Regions from separate parts of the Homo sapiens genome. Here region 1 is linked to region 2. Evidence: chromatin loops called from intact Hi-C (ENCODE). Cell type or tissue: HepG2. All regions are shown on one strand. Links, peaks and the distances in the headings refer to the core of each region. The heading gives the core; the rest is flanking DNA. Region 1 holds the start of DRICH1 (aspartate rich 1). Region 2 has its middle 16 kb from the start of RGL4.

The links. Peaks named below come from ENCODE experiments on the same cell type or tissue, not always from the same donor. Only the 100,000 strongest peaks of a DNase experiment are listed, where the experiment ranks them.
Region 1: it touches region 2 in a loop (4-fold over the local background); 2 of 110 quality-filtered maps call a loop at or near these places.

What each region holds. Positions count from the first base shown.
Region 1 is chr22:23,623,128-23,632,584 of GRCh38, reverse strand. It overlaps DRICH1 (aspartate rich 1), which reads left to right and starts at 264. Exons shown (of 12, transcript NM_016449.4): 1 at 264-769; 2 at 6,537-6,604; 3 at 7,681-7,702. The coding sequence starts at 562. In HepG2, for the core only: a CTCF peak has its summit at 4,949 (motif pointing left); DNase peaks (open chromatin) are centred at 4,364 and 4,944.
Region 2 is chr22:23,670,391-23,679,847 of GRCh38, reverse strand. It overlaps the pseudogene GUSBP11. Among named protein-coding and RNA genes, the nearest start is that of RGL4, 16 kb to the left of the region's middle. RefSeq lists an enhancer at 5,325-5,929. In HepG2, for the core only: no CTCF peak of the experiment used is centred there; DNase peaks (open chromatin) are centred at 3,997 and 4,267.

The sequences.
Region 1 (9,457 bases), core at 910-8,909, 48 kb after region 2:
GCAATAACAACTCCCCCTGCACTTAGCTCAGGACTGGAAAGCTCAGGCAGCATAGGGTGAATAAAAGCCTGAGTAGTGCAGTCCCCACAGAGGGGCAGGGGGGCCACAAGGTGGGCAGCAGCAGGGACAGGCATTATGAGGCATTGGGGGGGGCTGTGGGGCTGGACATTGTGAGTCACTAGCCTGACCTGGCTGTTTCCTGGTAACCAGGTGACATAGGAAGCTTTGTGGGTTATAAGCATCAGCCAGGGCCAGCAGCCCTCAGTCAGTAGCTCGCAGTGGAGGGAGGAGGAGCTCCAACTGTGCTCTTTGATGGCAGTTTTTGCACCTTTGGGTGCTTGTCATGTTCGTTTATTTTTCAAAGAAGACAGCAGGTCCCTGACCTCATAGACCAGCTAGTTTGGGAGGTGGCGGCAGAATAAGGGCTGAGGACCCAGATCTGCCTGGGGTCAGGCTGCTTCTAAAAGTGCAGGGCCACCCTCAGTAGTGTGGCTGCTAGGGCAGCACAGTTACAATTTCGCTGAAGGCTGAGGCAGGAGTGGAGAGGCATGGAGAGGCCCCATGGGGAATATACTGACCTGTTGTATCAACTCCCACTGTGGCTGGCCCAGGGGGAAGGACGCACCCTGTTATGAATCTGATACTGATATTTATGAGACTGTGGCTGCTGCAACATCAGAATCCACTACTGTAGAGCCTGGCAAGCTGGATGTGGGAGCCACGGAGGGCCAAGACCTGCAGCACATCAGCAACCAAAAGATGCCCACAGGTAAAAAAGCCACGGGTGCCGTTTACCCTCTGGCACACCTCTGGCCACCCCCACCCCCTTCCCTTACCCTCATCCCCAGAGACATCCTCAGCTTCCAGCTCCCTCCTGTCCATAGCCAGCTTTCCCAGGTCTGGGCATGGGGGACAAAGGCTGACTCTGCCTCCTGTCTTTGTCGTTGAGACTTTTTGATCTAGAAAAGGGAGAGCCCTTTTCTCAATGAAAATTCAAATACCCCAATTTTGGAGTCCCCATCCCATTCTCTAGCCTCACCTATCTGGCCGGTTTGGTACCTAAATGAAGGAACCAGCTAAGGGTCAGATTGTTTTTCTTCCATCTCTTAAGGTAGCTTATTTTTTGTAAATTTTATTTATTATTTATTTATTTATTTATTTATTTATTTTAGATGGAGTCTTGCTCTGTTGCCCAGGCTGGAGTGCAGTGGCGGGATCTCAGCTCACTGCAACCTCTGCCTCCTGGGTTCAAGCGATTCTCTAGCATCAGCCTCCTGAGTAGGGACTACAGGTGCCCACTACCACGCCCGGCTAATTTTTTGTATTTTTAGTAGAGACGGGATTTCACTGTGTTAGCCAGAATGGTCTCGATCTCCTGACCTGGTGATCTGCCCGCCTCGGCCTCCCAAAGTGCTGTGATTACAGGCATGAGGCATCGCGCCCGGCTCCTAATTTAATTTTTTTTAAGTTCCGAGGTACATGTGCAGGATGTACAGGTTTGTTACGTAGGTAAAAGTGTGCCATGGTGGTTTGCTGCACCTGTCAACCCATCACCTAGGTATGAAGCCCTGCATGCATTAACTGTTTATCCATATTCTCTCCCTTCCCCTGCCCCCTGACAGGCCCCAGTGTGTATCATTCCCTGTCTAACACCGTACGTATTCTAAGACCACTCCTTTGCTGATGACAAATCTAAGTGATGGTTCGCAGGGGACTCTCTTCCCTGCTTCTGTCTGGAGAGCCTGCCTGGCTTCAGGTTCCTGATAGGAGTGAGGACCTGGAGTGCAGTGTGAGAAACAGATGGCTCAGTGAAGAACTGTCATCATCCACTAGAGTCCCTGGAAACAGCCGTGTCATTTAGATGATGTGGGTTTGTGTGCATGAGGGTTGGGAGATAGCCAGGGGTGAATTAATGTGTAGTGTTTGTAAATGTGTGTTTTCCCCCAAAAATGTGGACCCGCATGCCCAGCACAAGTGCAAGTGTCAGTTTTCTTGAATTCCTGGCCTATGGTGGTCCTCTCACCTCAGCCTCCCAAGTCATGTCATTCTTCTAATAAAAAGGAAGAAAAACTTCAGCACCACCATACACTTTACATAAATGACCTCTTTTTCACTCAACACAGTGTACCTGAAGGTCAGTTTAATATCCCTACTTCTTAGAGAGAGAGAGAGTGTGGAAAGGAATGAACCCAGATTTTGACCTCCTGAATGGAAGAGGCAAAAGTGAACCCAGAAATGGGTCCCGATGTTGATGGTCTGCATTACTCAACCGTGTCATCACTCCACCGTGATATATGACCCCACACCAGGGAGTTCCAGCACCTATGCGTGCCCCTGGTAGTGGTAGTGGATGGCCTATAAGTGTGCCAAACATTGCCCACCATCAGATGGGGCCCCAGTGGTCACATAACTCTGGGTAGCAAAAGGTACACGGAACAATAGACGTTGGCATGGGCATTACTGTGAAATACACATAGAAAGCTCACAGGCTTCTGGTCAGCTCACAGATTCTGAGAAGTGTAAGGGATCACATGGAACAGTGCAGGTCAACATCTGTCAGTGCTGGGGTCATTCCTCAGCACTTGGTCAAAGCAGGGAAGGATCAGGAAGATATTGCATTGTATTTAGTAACATGAGTACCTCAAGCCTTAGAAATGCTCCAATCCATGGCCGGGCACGGTGGCTCACACCTGTAATCCCAGCACTTTGGGATGCCAAGACAGCAGATCACCTGAGGTCAGGAGCTTGAGACCAGCCTGGCCAACATGGTAAAAACCTGTCTCTAATAAAAATACAAAAATTAGCTGGCCATGGTGGCCCATACCTGTAGTCCTAGGTACTTGGGTGGCTGAGGCTGGAGAATCGCTTGAACCTGGGAGGTGGAGGTTGCAGTGAGCCGAGATCGAGCCACTGCCCCCTCCAGCCTGGGTGACAGAGTGAGACTCTGTCTCAAAAACATAAAGAAATAAATAAAAAGAAATGCTGCAATCCATAGCAGACAGACAAGGGCCAGTGCCACGTCAGAACTCAGGACAATATTATTATTAGCCTGGTGCCGATCACCCTCATTGGAGACCTCTTGCACCAGTAGGTTAGTGAGGCTCAACACTCATGTACTGATCCCCATGTACTGATCCCCATGTACTGATCCCCATGATGGACTGTCCCACTGTTGGGGGCTGGTGTGAGCATGAGCAGCCACTGACTCAATGGATGCACACACAGTGCAAATAAATGGAAGACATGGGCAGGGTGCGGTGGCTCATGCCTGTAATCCCAGCACTTTGGGAGGCCGAGGTGGGTGGATTGCCTGAGGTTAGGAGTTTGAGACCAGCCTGGCCAACCTGGCGAAACCCTGTCTCTACTGAAAATATAAAAATGAGTTGGATGTGGTGGTGGGTGCCTGTAATCCCAGCTACTCGGGAGGTTGAGGCAGGAGAATCACTTGAACCCAAGAGGCAGAGGTTGCAGTGAGCTGAGATCGAGCCATTGCACTCCAGCCTCAGTGACTGAGACTGCTTCTCAAAACAAACAAACAAACAAAACAAAAAATTAAAGAGAAGAGCGGAGGAGAAATATCTAACAGGGTTAGTACTCATATATCTGAGACCCCTTCTGAGTAGGAGTGAACAGGACCTGGCCTTCCTGTCTGCCGAGAGCATGGCATGGACATCATCCTAAATGCCTCAAGAATGGAGTTTCATTGCTTTCTCTTGTCTTCTCCATCTCTTTGTGCGATGATGGCCGTTGACACTGGCAGAAATTGGTGGGGGGGCAGAGCAGGAATCAGGTCCCCACTTCTCTGACACAGAGCAGACAGGACACAAGTCAGCAGGGATGGACTTCAGGGTCAGGACAGACACAGACAGGTCCCAGGCCTGATCTTCCTGGGGCTGGGACAGATGACTTTTTCTTTTTCACCTCTTATGGAAGTCACTTGAGGAATGGCCTTGAGGAGACACTATTTGCCAAGGGTTGTCTGGCTCAGAAATGTGTTTTTGTTTGTCTGTTTTTTGAGGTGGAGTCTCACTCTGTTGCCCAGGCTGGAGTAGTGCAGTTGTGCGATCTCAGCTCACTGCAACGTCCACCTCCCAAGTTCAACTGATTCTGCTGCCTCAGCCTGCTGAGTAGCTGGAATTACAGGCATGTGCCACCGCACCCAACTAATTTTTATATTTGTAGCAGAGACAGGGTTTCTCCATGTTGGCCAGGCTGGTCTCAAACTCCTGACATCAAGTGATCCACCCACCTCGGCCTCCCAAAGTTCTAGGATTACAGGCGTGAGCCACTGTGCCTGGCTGACGTGTGTATCAACTGGACAGAGCCCCCTAGCACTGAGCCTGTAGCTGCAGCACTCCTGAGTAGCAGGGGAGGTGGGGAGGGACACAAGTTCCAGTGCACCATGAGCTCAGCAGAGGGATGGGGACTGATTCCAGAGTCCAGCTCATCCTTGCAACTCTTCTGTGGAATCCAGCACACATCAGTTTCCACTTATTTTATAGAAGGTTTGGAATCTTCAGTGTCAAACTCTATCTGTGTTGTGTCTTCCCACAGGGTGGGTAGAGGGGCCCTGGCTATGGGTGTTTCCTGCCAGGGCAGTGACTGTGTCTTCCTCATTAGTCCTTATCCCAGAGCTCAGTCCTGGGGAGAACATGTTAGGCCCCATGGGCATTGTAATGAACACACCCCTGGGATGAGTTCTAGGTCGCCTCTGGGGTGGGATCTAGCTTAGTTGTGGAAATGTTCCCTTCTCAGCCTGTCCAGCCTGTTGAGCCCTACACCAATCCTGGAGGCTGCCCCAGTTTCTGAGTCAGGGTCCCTGGAGATGAAGTTGAGCTCCTGAGGACAGTGAGGTGCCCCTGCCCCTTGGCTCCTGCTGCTCTGATCCTGTCTAGACAGGCTGTGCAGGGCCACGCTCTTCCCCTGTGTGCACGTGCACCCCCTGCTGGAATCCCTCTGGACCTGGATGTTGTTCTCATTGTTGTCATATCCCCAGCCCCACACAGTGACTGGCCCTTGTGTAGATGCCCAGGAAGTAACCATAAACATATGGTAGGAGCAGAGCTGCAAACTATTTTGCAAGAAAACACCAGGGGAGGGGAGTCATGTCTTCCTCATGTCTGGATCTCCTGTGCCATCTAGTGAGGTTCTCAGTCATATCTGTGCCTCCTCATATTTAAATACATTTAACTATTTACAATTAAAAGTTCAGGGCCGGGCGTGGTGGCTCACACCTGTAATTCCAGCACTTTGGGAGGCCAGGGCCAGTGGATCATCTGAGGTCAGGAGTTCGAGACCAGCCTGGCCAACATGGTGAAACCCCATCTCTACTAAAAATGCAAAAATTAGCCAGGTGTGGTGACGCACACCTGTAATCCCAGCTACTTGGGAAACTGAGGCAGGAGAATCACCTGAACCTGGGAGGCAGAGGTTGCAGTGAGCCGAGATCATGCCATTGTACTCCAGCCTGGGCAGCAAGAGTGAAACTCCGTCTCAAAAAAAAAAAAAAAAAAAAATCAGAACCTCATCACAACAGCCACCGTGCAATGGCCCATCAGCCTTATGTTAATGAAGTGGAGAGATTTACATCCCCGCAGAATGCTCTTTCACATCTGCTGTGAGCCTGGCTGAGGGACCAATTGTTGAACTCCTGTAACTCAAAGCGTGCACATCAAAGTGGGAATCTCAGGGCTGTGAGATTGGAGGTGAGACCTGTAATGGGCCAGTGGAAGGAAAAAGTTAAAAGTGGTTCCTTCAGTTCCTCTTTCTCACTCAAAGGCTGGCAAGTGTGAGCAATGCCTTTTTAGAGACCTCTGACTCCACAGAGACCAGGGAGAGTCTGACAACACCTAGGAAAGTGCAGAGCAATCTTGTGCAACCCAGTGTGGCCTCACCTGCAGTAGGAGGCTGGGCGAGTTGCTCTCTGGAATAACTTCTTGCAGAGTTTTTGTCTCTTAATGATTGGCCAATGGACACCATCCATGAGGGCAGCTGCAATGAGGCAGATCTGCAGCTAGAGAATGATACTCTAGGAGGATCTCTGGGGAGCAGTTGAGTGACACCTGTTGCTTTGGAACCTAGGAAAAGGGCAATGAAGTCAGAACCAAAGGAAATATGTGTAGAAGTCTGACTTGTTCCTTTGGAATTTTAATAAGATAGATATGAGACAATTTGTATCCATGGGCTTTGTGTGCTGTGTTTGTAACCATTTTTTTTCTTGCTCTGATATTTAATGATTACCTTTCCCAGAAGACCAGTTTTTCCTATGTCACAGCAAACATCAAAGCCCTGATTTTTGATTGGTTAATATCTTCTGGGACTTCGGAATGCAAGAGTCTTATTAGGTCTGGGCACTGGCTAAGATGCAAGGTATCTGGTGAGACTCCCTCATGCTCACTACTTGAACACAGTTGTTTCTCTGAGATGGTCTCCGAACCTTCAGTCCCACGCTCCATGTGCCGCATCCAGCAAAGCTCCCTGAGGGACTCCCAGTCTCCAACCACCAGGGCACTGACATTAACTCTGTGTCCTTTTAGGTCCCCCTGAGGACCGCCTGAGTTTAAAATTTCTGCCATCAAGTGAGGAAGACAATGATGATGCCAAGGTAAGACCCCCTTTCTTTGCCTTCTAAGGAAATGTTGCTTTCCTGATGTCAGAAACAAATTCACCCATCTAAACCCAAAGAATGGACTCAGAGGCCTGCAGAACAGCAAAAGTAAGACTTTTAATGATGGTCTTGCAAGATCTGGGTGCAGACACACCCAGAACGGTTTCAACAAGCAATTTATCCCCGAGTGTGCAGGTCACTCCTCTGGTTCCTCATAGGCTGAGTACTATGAGGTCACAATCTTCCCGGGTGTCACACATCGATTGTTGGGTAGGGGCTTTAGGTATTTTTTTTTATGGTTGTCTTACTGCATTTTGTTGCAGCCCACACTGCATTGACATCCTAGTCAGCTCAGGGTCTCTTCAAGTATTTGACTTATGACCTAAGTAGTTGGGCAGGCTGATAAGAACAGACAAAGCGAGCTATTTTGCAGGCTAGTAAACTTTCAACTTAGACTAAACTTCTTTGGTTCCAGTGAGGGCAACTAAGTGGGGAGGAAAGGGAGCCCAACAAGCAGGCATTGCCCATCCAAGCAGGAGCCCAGCATATCCTATTTCTTCTGTTTTTTTGCTGACCTACACTGGTTCAAGACAGTTTGTGTTAAAAATGGACCACTGTATACATTATTTCCTTCACCTGATTTCTTTCCTTCTCAATTAATTTTGATATAAAAATATAACAAGACACATTATGTACAACGTACACAATTGTCTTTGTGAGGATGGAATTCAGTGGGAGTTTCTTTTCATCTAATACATGACACACTAGGATGTTTTTAAATGACAGCATCCATCATCAACTGTAATGCAGAGGCATTTTCCTCCACACCAGTTTTCCTCTTTAAATTAGGCATTGTGCATTTACCAACCTAAATCAACCTCAAAGAAATTCTGTGGGAAAAGCTCTTGTCTTTTCACTCATGTCCTCTATGCTAAAGTGTTTTGTCTTTGACATGGACTCAACCACTGTTTCAAAAGTAGTTTTCTGAAGTCATCAAGAGAATAACTGATCTGTGTAGGGGGTGCAGCAGAATTGATCTGATCCTCATAGCATCTTCTTTTGTCTCATTGCAGATTTTACCATCACCTGTCCAGGGTACGTACCTTGAACTAACTCACTTTCTGAGAAACAAACTTGCTAGCTTTAATATATAGAAACCTTAATCTGGATTCCTGTTAAAAAATATTGGGGGTCTGGTGAGAGCAAATGATTCTGCGAGTGTATAATTATGAGCAGAGAGGATGTAGAAATGTGTGTGAACCCAGAGGACCAATGAGGAGATTTTGTGTGAGCCAGTGTGTCTTCACCTGGAGTAGAAGTGAGTGCACCTCTCACTGACTTATCCTGATGTTGGTAAAGATACCAGAATCCTAAAGAGTGGATTCTGGAGAACTTTAGTGGGGAAGACTATGCTTTTTCAGGTAGGTAACAATACTTCAGATGGGGTCTAATAAAACAGCATTTACAAGAACCTTCATGTTATACCTGCTGCTTGGGAGGCTGAGGGAGGGTGTAGAAACAGAAAAAGAAAAAGTAAATAGAAGCTGAGTTTGTTATTTTCAGAGTTTAATGTCATCAGGTGAGAAGTATTATGTTTATGGGCTATTGAGTATCCTGTGTTTTTGATCATTTCTTCTTGCTTTATTATTTAAAGATGATTTTTCTGAGAACACCTGCTCTTTTCTGCCTGTGCCACTGCAAAATCTCAGAGCCTGTGGTTTGGGACACAGTTCTGTCACAAGCAGTTACTCACTCCTGGAGACAGAATTCTTCTGCGGTGTGCCAGATGCATAGGAGAAATGGATCCTCACCTTATGAACTGTTAGGTTTCATGGCAGCACATTCATTTGTCTGTGCTTGCTGTTTACCTCTGGTATCAAGACATCTCCCTGAGTGTGGAGGACAGAATGAAAATTCACTCTGGGCTCACTGCAAAAGGTCCAGTGTCTTGGAAATGGAGGGAGAAGCACAACCTTGAGCACACTGTCAGCATTCTGTTGAGAGAGAAGCACAACCTTGAGCACACTGTCAGCATTCTGTTGAGAATATGCAGTTTTACCATCATTTGTGGAAGAGACTTTCCTTTCCTCATTGTGTATTCTTGGTACCTTCATTGAAGATCAGCTGACTCTGTATGTGTGCATTTAATTCTGGGCTCTCTATTCTACATCTGTGATACTTATGGGTGCCCCCAAGCTAGAAGCATGCTGTCTGAATTTCTGTTTTTTGTAGATTTCAATCTCATGAATGTGCATCCACCAACACTATTCTTTTCCAACATTACCAAGTTTATTTGAGGCAAATGAAAATTCATTAAAGTCTGAGGATTATCTTTTCCATTTCTGCACACATGGCTGTTACCAGTTTGATAGCAGTTGTTAATCTGTAGATTATTTGTGTAGTATTGTGTGTTAGTCAGGCTCAGTCTTCCTATCCATGAATATGGGATGCCTTTCTACTTATTTGTATGTTCTTTACTTTCTAGAATCTTTATGTTGACAGCTGATTAGTTAGATTTAACAAGACTGATATAAATTTGTGATTTCTATTTTTTTCTTTTCTTTTTTGTTTTTTGAGATGGAGTCTCACTCTGTCACCATACTGGGGTGCAGTGATGTGATCTCTGCTCACTTCTACCTCTGCCTCCTGGGTGCAAGTGATTTTTCTGCCTTATCCTCCTGAGTAGCTGGGACTACAGTCATGTGCCACCATGCCTAGATAATTTTTGTATTTTTAGTAGAGATGTGGTTTTACCATGTTGGCCGGGATGGTCTCAATCTTTTGATGTCGTGATCTGCCCGCCTCAGCCTCCCAAAAAGTGCTGGGATTATAGGCATGAGCCACCATGCC
Region 2 (9,457 bases), core at 359-8,358:
ACAAATCAAAACCACAATGAGATCTCACCCCAGTTAAAATAGGCCTTTGTCAAAAAGACAGGCAATAATGAACACTGGTGAGGACGTGGGGAAAGGGGAGCCCTCAAACACTGTTGGTGGGAATGTAAACTCCCGACCTCAAATGATCCGCCGGACTCCTCAGCCTCCCAAAGTGCTGCTGAGATTACAGATGTGAGCCACCGTGCCTGGCCACAAATGGTATCGTTTTATTTTATATGCAATGGTTCGTTTCAAGTATATTGAATACAGTTCCCTTCTGCCTGTTTGTGTTGTATCACAAAACTCATATTGAAGCTCTAAAACCAGAGCATTTGTAAGCCACTCCTGGATTTTGAATGGGGCATGGATGGACTCAACCTCTTTTAATTCCTCCAAAGAATCCCATGAGATTTAAAAAAAACTTTCACTTTAGATTCAAGGGGTACATGTGCAGGTTTGTTATGTGGGTATATTGTGCAGTGCTAAGGTTTGGGGTATGAATGATCCCCAGCACCCAGATAGGACCCAATATGTAGGTTTTCAGCGCTTGCCCCTCTCCCTCTCAGCCCCTGCGGTTGTCCCCAGTGTCTATTGTTCCATCTTGATGTCCATGTGTACCCAGTGCTTGGCTCCCACTTGAAGTGAGAACGTGGTATATGGTGGCTCACGCCTGTAATCCCAGCACTTTGGGAAGCCGAGGCGGGCGGATCACAAAAAAAAAGATAAAATAAATAAAGGCTACAAATAAACAGTCAGATGAAGAGATAATATAAGGCAAAGACTGGAAGACTCCCAAGTACAGAAGTTTCTGTCCTAATGGAGTTGGACACATGGATGAGTTGGGTTTTTTTGTTGTTGCCCAGGCTGGAGTACAGTGGCACTATCTCAGCTCACTGCAGCCTCTGCCTCCCATGCTCAAGTGATCGTCCCCCTCAGCCTCCCAAGTAGCTGGGACCACAGGCATATGCCACCATACCCAGCTAATTTTTTTTTTTTTTTTTGTAGAGATGGGGTCTCTCTATATTGCCCAGGCCGGTGGTGAACTCCTGGGTTCAAGCCATTCACCCACCTCGCCCTCTGGAAGTGCTGGGATTATAGGCATGAGCCACTGCGCCTGGCCTTGGATGAGTTCTTATTCACCTTCCTGTCGGCCTCCACATGAAGCTCCCCAAACCTTGTCCTCTTTGGTCTTGTAAAAAAATATATATAATTAAAAAATTAAAGACAGGGTCTTACTATGTTGCCCAGGCTGGTCTTAAACTCCTGGTCTCAAGTGATCCACCCACCTCGTCCTCCCTTAGTGCTGGGATTACAAGATTAGAGATGCCAGCTGTCAGGTGGCTAGGTAGATTCAGTGTAAAGTCCTAGAAGATGCATTTTAGTAAAAACAGCTAGCCACCTGACAGCTGGCATCCATCCATTCAGTGAAGATTGTTGTGCACTGTGGATACTGTGGAGGGGGCAGCAGTCGCAGCCGGCCTGCAGAGTGAGATGCAGTGCCGGAGGGCTTCAGGAGGAGGTGGCATTGTGATTGGTGTCTGAAGAGTGTCTCCATGATAATGGAGTCAGTGCAAAGTCCCAAAGACCGGGAAGGAGCAAGGGGAAAGGACGGTTCATATCCAGCTGCCCCACTCCAAAAAAAAAAAGGAGGAAAGGACGGGTGCCAGCAAGGTAGGACAAGGGGGACCTCTGGAGTGTTTTTTTTCCAGTGGGGGAGGGGTGTGCTCAGATTTGCATGCCGATTGCCAGGGCTGCAGTAGGGAAACAGCAGAGGGGCTGGGACCTGTGATTGGGAGTCTCCAGGTGAGAGGGGTGGCCTGTGGGGACTGGGGATCAGGTGAGGCTGGGAGTGGGGTATAGAGGTGGGAGCAGCTGGACAGGCCCAGTGAGGATGCAGGGGCAGCTGCCCAGGGCTAGACTCTGGCTGCCCTGGTGGTAGGAGGTCTGGGGAGGCAGCTGCTTAGCTCAGGCTTGGGCACGTCCATCTGGTGTGTCTGAAACATAAGCCAGCAGGGCGCAGACTCGTCAGTGAGAACATTCCTGAGCCCAGTATCCAAGAAGCAAGGGAGGTCGGGAAGGTGCTGCTATGAGGCAGGGGGAGGTCCCCAAAAGTCCAGATGAGAGCATGGCGTGCGTGGAAAGTGCTGCGCAGTTTTGGCATCAGTGAAGTCACGGGGCTGTGTGTGAACAGGTGTGCTTGGGCATGTCACCAGGGAGGCCTTGAGACATGAGCGGGTTCGGGTTGGCTTTCCTGGAGACCAGGACGTGGGATAGTGTCGGGGCTGAGGCATGGACAGTCTTCCTGCACCCCCAACCCCTCCTTGGAGCTTTCAGACACTGCAGATAATTACCAGGTGATGTGATAAATACTACCTGTGGAGGGTGCCTGGTCAGGGAGGACAGGGCGGCCAGGAGGGGTACCCTTTGGGCCCCTGCTCTGAGCTGCTCATCAGGAAAGGTGAGAAGCTCCTACAGGCCTGGTGTCAGAGCCTGGCGAGACCCTGTGAGGTCTTGAAAGTAGCAGATGCTCCCTACAGTCTGTGCGTGGCCGTCTCAGGGAATCCACCTAGTAACTGTTCTAGTTATCCCTGCTCTCTAGGTAGGAGACTGAGGCCAGGAAGGGAAAGGCTGCTGTGATACCCACACTATCAGTGGCTGGGGTTGAGTTTGAACCCAGGGACTCTAGGGCCCATGCCTCTGCCATCCTGCCTCTGAGTTTGGGAGTTGGACTTGTTCCATCAAGTGCCAGGCCAGCCCTGCTGCTGGGTGCTCCCAGGCATTCACAAGCTGACAATTCTGAAGGGCCCACGCACTTGGCCATGCTTCAGTCTGTGTCCTCACATCACAGGTGGGTGCTGGAATAACAAATGCTACAAATGGCACTGGGGGTGTTGGCCAGGCTCTGGGGGCACAGGAGCTCTGCCCATGCCCACAGTTGGCCTGTGCTGACCTCCCTCCGTCAAGCTGAGTGGCACCAGCCCTTCCATTGAGCTGAAGTCTTCCTCCCATTCCTTCAGTGTGGTCTTTGTGGCTCAGAGAATTTGTGGCCAGGTACAGGATCTGGGGTGGCCCCTGTTTCTCTGCTCTGTGGCCTTTGACAGTGGGCAGGATCTGAGGCCAGGCCCACCTGCAGCAGGTGTTACAAAGAGGCAAATTGGCACTTAATGTTGGGAAGAACTCGCCAACCAAACACAGTCCCACTATCTTTGGAGGTAGTGAGCTCCCCATTGGGGAAGGTATGTAAGCTGACCTTTCTGGGATGCTGGAAGATCAGAGGGCAAACACTTGAGATTCCGTGATCCTAATATTGACTCCAATGCTATGATGCTTGGATTTGAAGTCAGTTCTATTTAGCCAGTTTACCAAGTGTCTCCTTGGTGCAGGACACCAGGAGACACAAAATGTCCTAGATAATATTGGGTTTCTGGCTCCCAGGGGTCCCTGAGATGTTGTTCCAGCGGTTCTGGAGTATGGGCCAGGCACAGCTTGCATCTGGACCCATCCGCATTGCTCGCTCATTGTGAGCCTCATGACTGCAGTTCAGGATGTCATGCCCCCATGGCCCACTCAGGGCACGAGGATTTCCGGGTGATTCCTGTGGTCAGCTTCCTGGACCTGACAGTGGGGTGGGGCTGCAATGAGACGCCAGTTGCAGGAAGTGGTTTGCACAGCCTTCCTGGTGTCATGGGTCACTGTCTTGCCGAGTGGCTTTGGGCAGGTCCCTTCCCCTCTCAGCCTGCAGGTTCCTATGCCAGGAGCTCCCTTCTTGCCCCACCAGGGCCTTGTTTTCCCAGATACAGAGGTGGGGCAGATCCCAGCCCGTTGAAACAGACAAGGCTTTGGAGGCCACATTGGGCCCATTTCTCAGAGGGGCAGTGTGGCTGGGTGCTGAGCCAGGCACTGGACTGGCCCCTTGAGCCTCCTGTCAGGCTGAGGCCCCCGAGGCACTGTGGGCTGCTGGTGCCAGTACACAGGAGTGATAAGAAGATGAAAGTCACTAGGATGGTGGGGCGGCACCCCCGCCGGGCTGTGTTTGCAGCTGCCCCTGGCTGGAGGCCAGCTTGGCCCTGGAACGCTCCTCAAGGAATAAGGACACAGAGAGCCAGCTCAGCCAGCCTCTACCTAGCACCCCAATCAGCACTCCCTTCTTCCCATGACCCCTACCCTCTGCCCGGCTCCTGAAACCGGCCAAGGAGCTAATGGACACCCACCAGGGTCTTAATGAGTGAGCCAGGGTTAATGGTTTACTGGGCCCGGTGACACATTGACCAGCCTCCCAGGGCTCTCAAAGTCCAGACTGGCCTGGCCTTGAAGGTCTTAGCTCGGCCACCTCCTTTTCCAGCTTTGACACCTCGGGGCTCAGGACGGGCCTAGGGTGGTCAAGAGGTCCCCTGCAGCCCTCACTTCCTGGAAAAGGCTCCATTTCCTGGCCTTCAGGCTCAGGTGGTTCCTTCTGCCTGTCAGGTCCTCCCCAAATCCAATCCCACCTCCGGCTGGATTCCCAAGGGCCCTATTCTGGTGTCTGCCCCTTCCGTAGGGCTCTTCCCCCTGGGGTGACCATACTGTCTCATGCCCAGCCAGGTCAGGGCTCCTTGAGAGAAGAATCTGGAGGGGCCAGGATTTGATGAGAGAATGAATGATGGAATGAAAGAAGGAAGGTAAGTATGCACCTTGCTAAGAGTGACAATACTGGCAGGCTGCAGACCATGTGTGGACCTCGATCTGAGGGCTGAGAGGCTTGGGCCTGCCAGTGCTGTGGGGGCACCCACCCCATCTCATTGAATGGGGCAGAGCAGGTGAGGGCGTGATGGATGGATGGGCCTCATCCCCCTGCTCCCACTGTCTGGGGTCCTCTGTCAGCCTGTCTGCTCAGACCCTTGAAATTGGGGGTTGAGGAAGGACCCTCCTGGATCATGTGACTCCCTTCAGTCCAGGTGACCAGGGTCCTTGGAGTGACAGCTCCTAGAGCCCCACCTGTAGCCCTGCAAGCTGGGGAGAGGGCCTGTTAGGAGAGGCATCCCCTGCCCTGGGGTTGTAGAGGTGATCTAGGCTCCTCAGACCTTGTGGGGCCTCAGATGCTTACATCTCCAGCCCCTCCTGGCGTGGGCATCTGGCTGCAGCCCAGCTCTGTGGCCCCATCTCCCAGGGAACCTTTGGTCTAATCTGCCTCCCACTGAAACCCAGCCTCATTCAGCCCCACCGAGGCTTTCAGAGTTCAGGTCTCTCATTCAGGGTTTGAGACCCCACCGGACTCAGACCTGCAGCGGTCCCAGATCACACAGCCCCAGGGATGGGACCAGCAGCCAGCCATTGTCCCACCTGCAGCAGTTCTTGTGCCTTTAATGCCTCCCCCGCACCGCACTGCCCGCCCCCATGCTGCCTGGGGAGGCGGGGAGGAGAGGAGCTGGGTCACAGCGGGGAATCTTAGCTTGGTTTTAGTGTGCTGCTGGACGACCAGATCCAGAGTCTGGTGAGCCAGTGAGTGAGGGCAGCTGGCTGTGGCCCAGCGCTGTGTGACCCGGAGGAGCCACTCACTCTCTCTGAGATGCTGGACATCATAAGTGGGGAAGCTCAGGCCAGGGGACTCCCAGGAGTGTCTGGAGGCCTGAGTTCCATTCTCAGCTCTGCCGTATGCTTGCTGTGCTCTAGAGGAGTTCCTCTTCCTCTCCGAGCCTCGGTTTATGCACCTGTGCAGTGGGAGTGAGTTGCACTTCGGGGTGAAGGGGGAAACTCACGTGGGCACATCCTGCAGAGGGATCCCACAGAAGGGGAGAGCCCTGGGTTCTCTATCCAACTGCGTCTGGGCTAGGGGGCGCCTCTGTTTCTTGGCTAAGTGGGTTTGAGAGAGGTATGCCGGTGGGTGAGGGAGGGCTGGGGCAGAGTCACCTGACTTATTCGAAGAAGCCCTTGAGAGAGCCGTGGCTTCTTGGAATTGAGAGGGAAGAGTGGGCCAGACGCAGTGGTCATGCGTGTAATCCCAGCACTTTGAGAGGCCAAGGCGGGCGGATCACGAGGTCAAGAGATCGAGACCATCCTGGCCAACATGGTGAAACCTCCTCTCTACTAAAAATAGAAAAATTAGCTGGGCGTGGTGGTGCGTGCCTGTAATCTGAGCTACTCGGGAGGCTGAGGTGGGAGAATCACCTGAACCCGGGAGGTAGATGTTGCAGTGAGCCGAGATCGTGTCACTACACTCCAGCCTGGGCAACAGAGTGAGACTCTGTCTCAAAAAAAAAAAAGGAGGGGAGAGTGCAGCATGAAGAAACAGACCCAGGAGGATCTGGCAGCCCTGAATGGGGGCGGGGGGTCAGCTCTGGAGTAGAGCCAGAGCTGTGATGGGGTTGGGGGACCCTGTGTCCTTGGGCCATGCTTGCCTCACTCCTGGGTTCTGTTTGTGGCTGTGGATTGGGGTGGGGCAGGGCCATTTGTGCAAGGGGTCATTGCCCAACTCCAGGGGGTGCCTGCCACCTCTCAGCTATATATATGGGGATATATATATAGTTCTTTCAACAGGTTTCCAGCAGGTAGTGGTTATTAAATCTTACTGAAGGGGTGTTTTTTCTAATTCTCAACACTGCACCGCATGGGTAGACAGCGTGGAAGATGGATTCCAACTCCAGGTCTGGGTAGTAAGCGTCCAGTCCAGGGATGTAGACAGGCCTGGAGAAGCCACAGAGATCTGTGCGTTCTCGTACCCAGGGATAGTGACTCCAGGCTGGGGGCTGGCAGGGTAAGGGATGGGTGGGTCCTGGGCTTACCTACAGGTCTGCAGACCTCCTGGGGCCAGCTGACCTCGGTAAATCCCTTTTGTCTAAGCTTCAGTTTCCTGCCTGTGAATGGGGTTGGGGCTGTGCTCTGGTTTCACCCTTGTGGCTCTGGGGTTGTGGTGACAAAGCCATCAAGCTGGGTTGAAGGATTAACCAGGAAACTTCAGACTGGCTGCCATGTCTATCTCTTCCTCATACTCCTCTCTCTGCTGCATCCTGGGAAGCTGCTCTGCTCAGCCTAGATTAGGCTCAGTTGTGTGTGTGCGCACGTGCTTGCACGTGTGTTGGAAGTGGGTGATACTGACACCAGAGTCTGTGTCTCTGGGTGAGTGAGGCTGGCACATTTCTGGGGACAGGGAACTCACTACCTTATGTGCCCAGGACAAGAGCTGTGGGGTCTGCAGAAGACTTCTAGGCCAGCCCCTGCAGTCTTTCCTTGGGTGACATGGCTTCCCCAGACCCACTTCCCCCTAGGTGCCCTCTCTGCATTCAGGGGGTAGAGGGCTGACTGGGACAGAATGTGACACACTCAGCATGCGAGGAGAAGCCTCCTTCGTTCTGTAGGCCCTACCTCTATTAACATGTCCTTTGATAAAGTGCCTCCCCTCCTGTCTCCCCTCTCTGGAATCCTCAGCTGCTGCCAGGCTTCGGCTGTGCCCCATCAAAGGCAGCTCTGTCTCCCTACTTTCCCCAGCCCAGGGTTTTCTTTTTGGGGTCAGCTGCGGGGGTCTGAGCCATCCTTTGCGCACTCAGACTTTCTTCCTGCCCACCTGCTGCTGTGAATCCTGCCTGTCTTATATGCTCTCAGGCAGAGAGGAAACTGCTGAGCAGGCCGGGGCAGGGGACAGAGCCCTGTGGCTCTCCACTTTAGACCCCTCATGGCTGACTGCCATGGAATGCAGCCACTTAGGAGGGCCAAATCCCCTGATGTTCCTGTTGGCTGTCTAGCCTTCAGGGACAGGTCATGGGGCCTTGGTTCCTGCCCTGTCATCTTCCCAGTCACCCTGATCTTCAGGGGGAGGAATAGCCAGGGTAAGGGCTTGGTCATAGCACCTCCACCCTAGGGCTATTGAGGATCTCACAGTTGTGTGTCTGGTGGGTTCTGTCCAGAGCCCATTTGAGAGCAGTGGATGACAGGACAGGTCTATGTGACCCAGGCAGGCAGCAATATTGGGTCAGCCTTCATGTCCCCTTCTGTCAGCTGGGGCAGCCTGGAAGGATGATTGTGGGGTAGGTGTTATGGGCACGGAATAGACCTCAGGTGGAGGCTGCAGGGGCTCTCCGGCACCGTAGACACAGCAGGCCCAGGAGCAGGGGAGGGAGCCATGACTCAGGGAGACTCTGGCCCATATCCTTGGCAGATGAGGGCCACAGGGGAATGGGCAGCACTGTCCAAAGTCCCCTGGGCTGGGTCCGCAGCTGTTCCTGGCTCAGACTTCTTGGTGGGCTGGTCAGAAACATGCAGTAACTTGGGGCAGTTACCAAGTGGCCAAGCCTGCACTGCTGGGCTGTGTGAGCTTGGGCCAGCTCAGGCCCTCTCTGGGCCCTGCCTTTCTGGGCTGTTCGGGTGGTTCCTTGGGCCTGGGGTGCTAATGTTTCTGGATGGGCAGCAGAACCAGTCTGCACTCAGGGCCCCAGGCCATGTTCCCGGAACACACCTTTAGCATTGACAGCAGCGTGTGGTGAGGCCCCTTAGGCTGGGTTCTGGTCTAGTGCCAGGGGCACCACTACTCCACCGCCTCCAGAGCCATCTCTGGGACACTGGCTGTGAGTTCAGATGTTCTGAACAGGGACAGGGAGAGCCAGAGAGAGACCCAGCCTGGGGCTCACTGGAGGGGCTCGTGGGCAGACAGCACCCTTTGGAAGGAACTGAGCCTGGGAAGTGGGAACCCTATTCCCCGGCTCACAACACCTCCCACCCGGGGCCCTCCCAGGGCTGCATGAAGTTTAGTCACCTGGTGACAGGCTGAGTTACTGTGCGGAGTCACTGTGTGCCTCCTTGCTGCTGTGACGTCAGCCTCCCCATCCTCCTTGCTAGGCTGGACCTCTGTGAGAGGCCTGCCTGTCCTGCACCCTGTGTAGATGCCTTGCACTGTCCCCCAGGGCTGCTGGGCACCCCCTGGCTGGCCTCTTGTCCCCTCTGGGACTAGGTAAGCTTATGGGTTCTCTGGCAGCTCCTGCTCCTTCCCTGCCTCTGCTCCTCCTTGGAGGCGCCCACTCCCAGGACTGGACAGCATGCACACGTTCTGGGAGGCGAGAAGGAGACACTGAACTTGTGTTTCTGAGGCCCGACTTTAGACTGTGCTCTGTTGGGGAGGTGCCAGGGAGTGTCTGAGGCTGGGTCTGACCCTGCTCCTTGCCCCGTGGATGCAGTAGAGTCATGAAGATGAAGTTAGTGGTGCTGGGTCTGCTGGCCGTGGTCCTGGTGCTGCTCATTGTTGGCCTCTGTCTCTGGCTGCCCTCGGCCTCCAAGGAACCTGACAACCATGTGTACACCAGGCCTGTTCAGCTGCGGGTGCCAAGCCCTGCTTGGAGATTGGGAGATGAGCAGGGCAGGGCATGGGGGCATGGGCCCTGGAAACCGGGCAAGTGGACCTCGGCAATACCTTAGCCCCTCTGAGACTCAGTTTCCCCACATGTAAGCAGGCTGCCTGGGCACGGGTGTCCCAGGTGCATAGAGCCACCTGTTC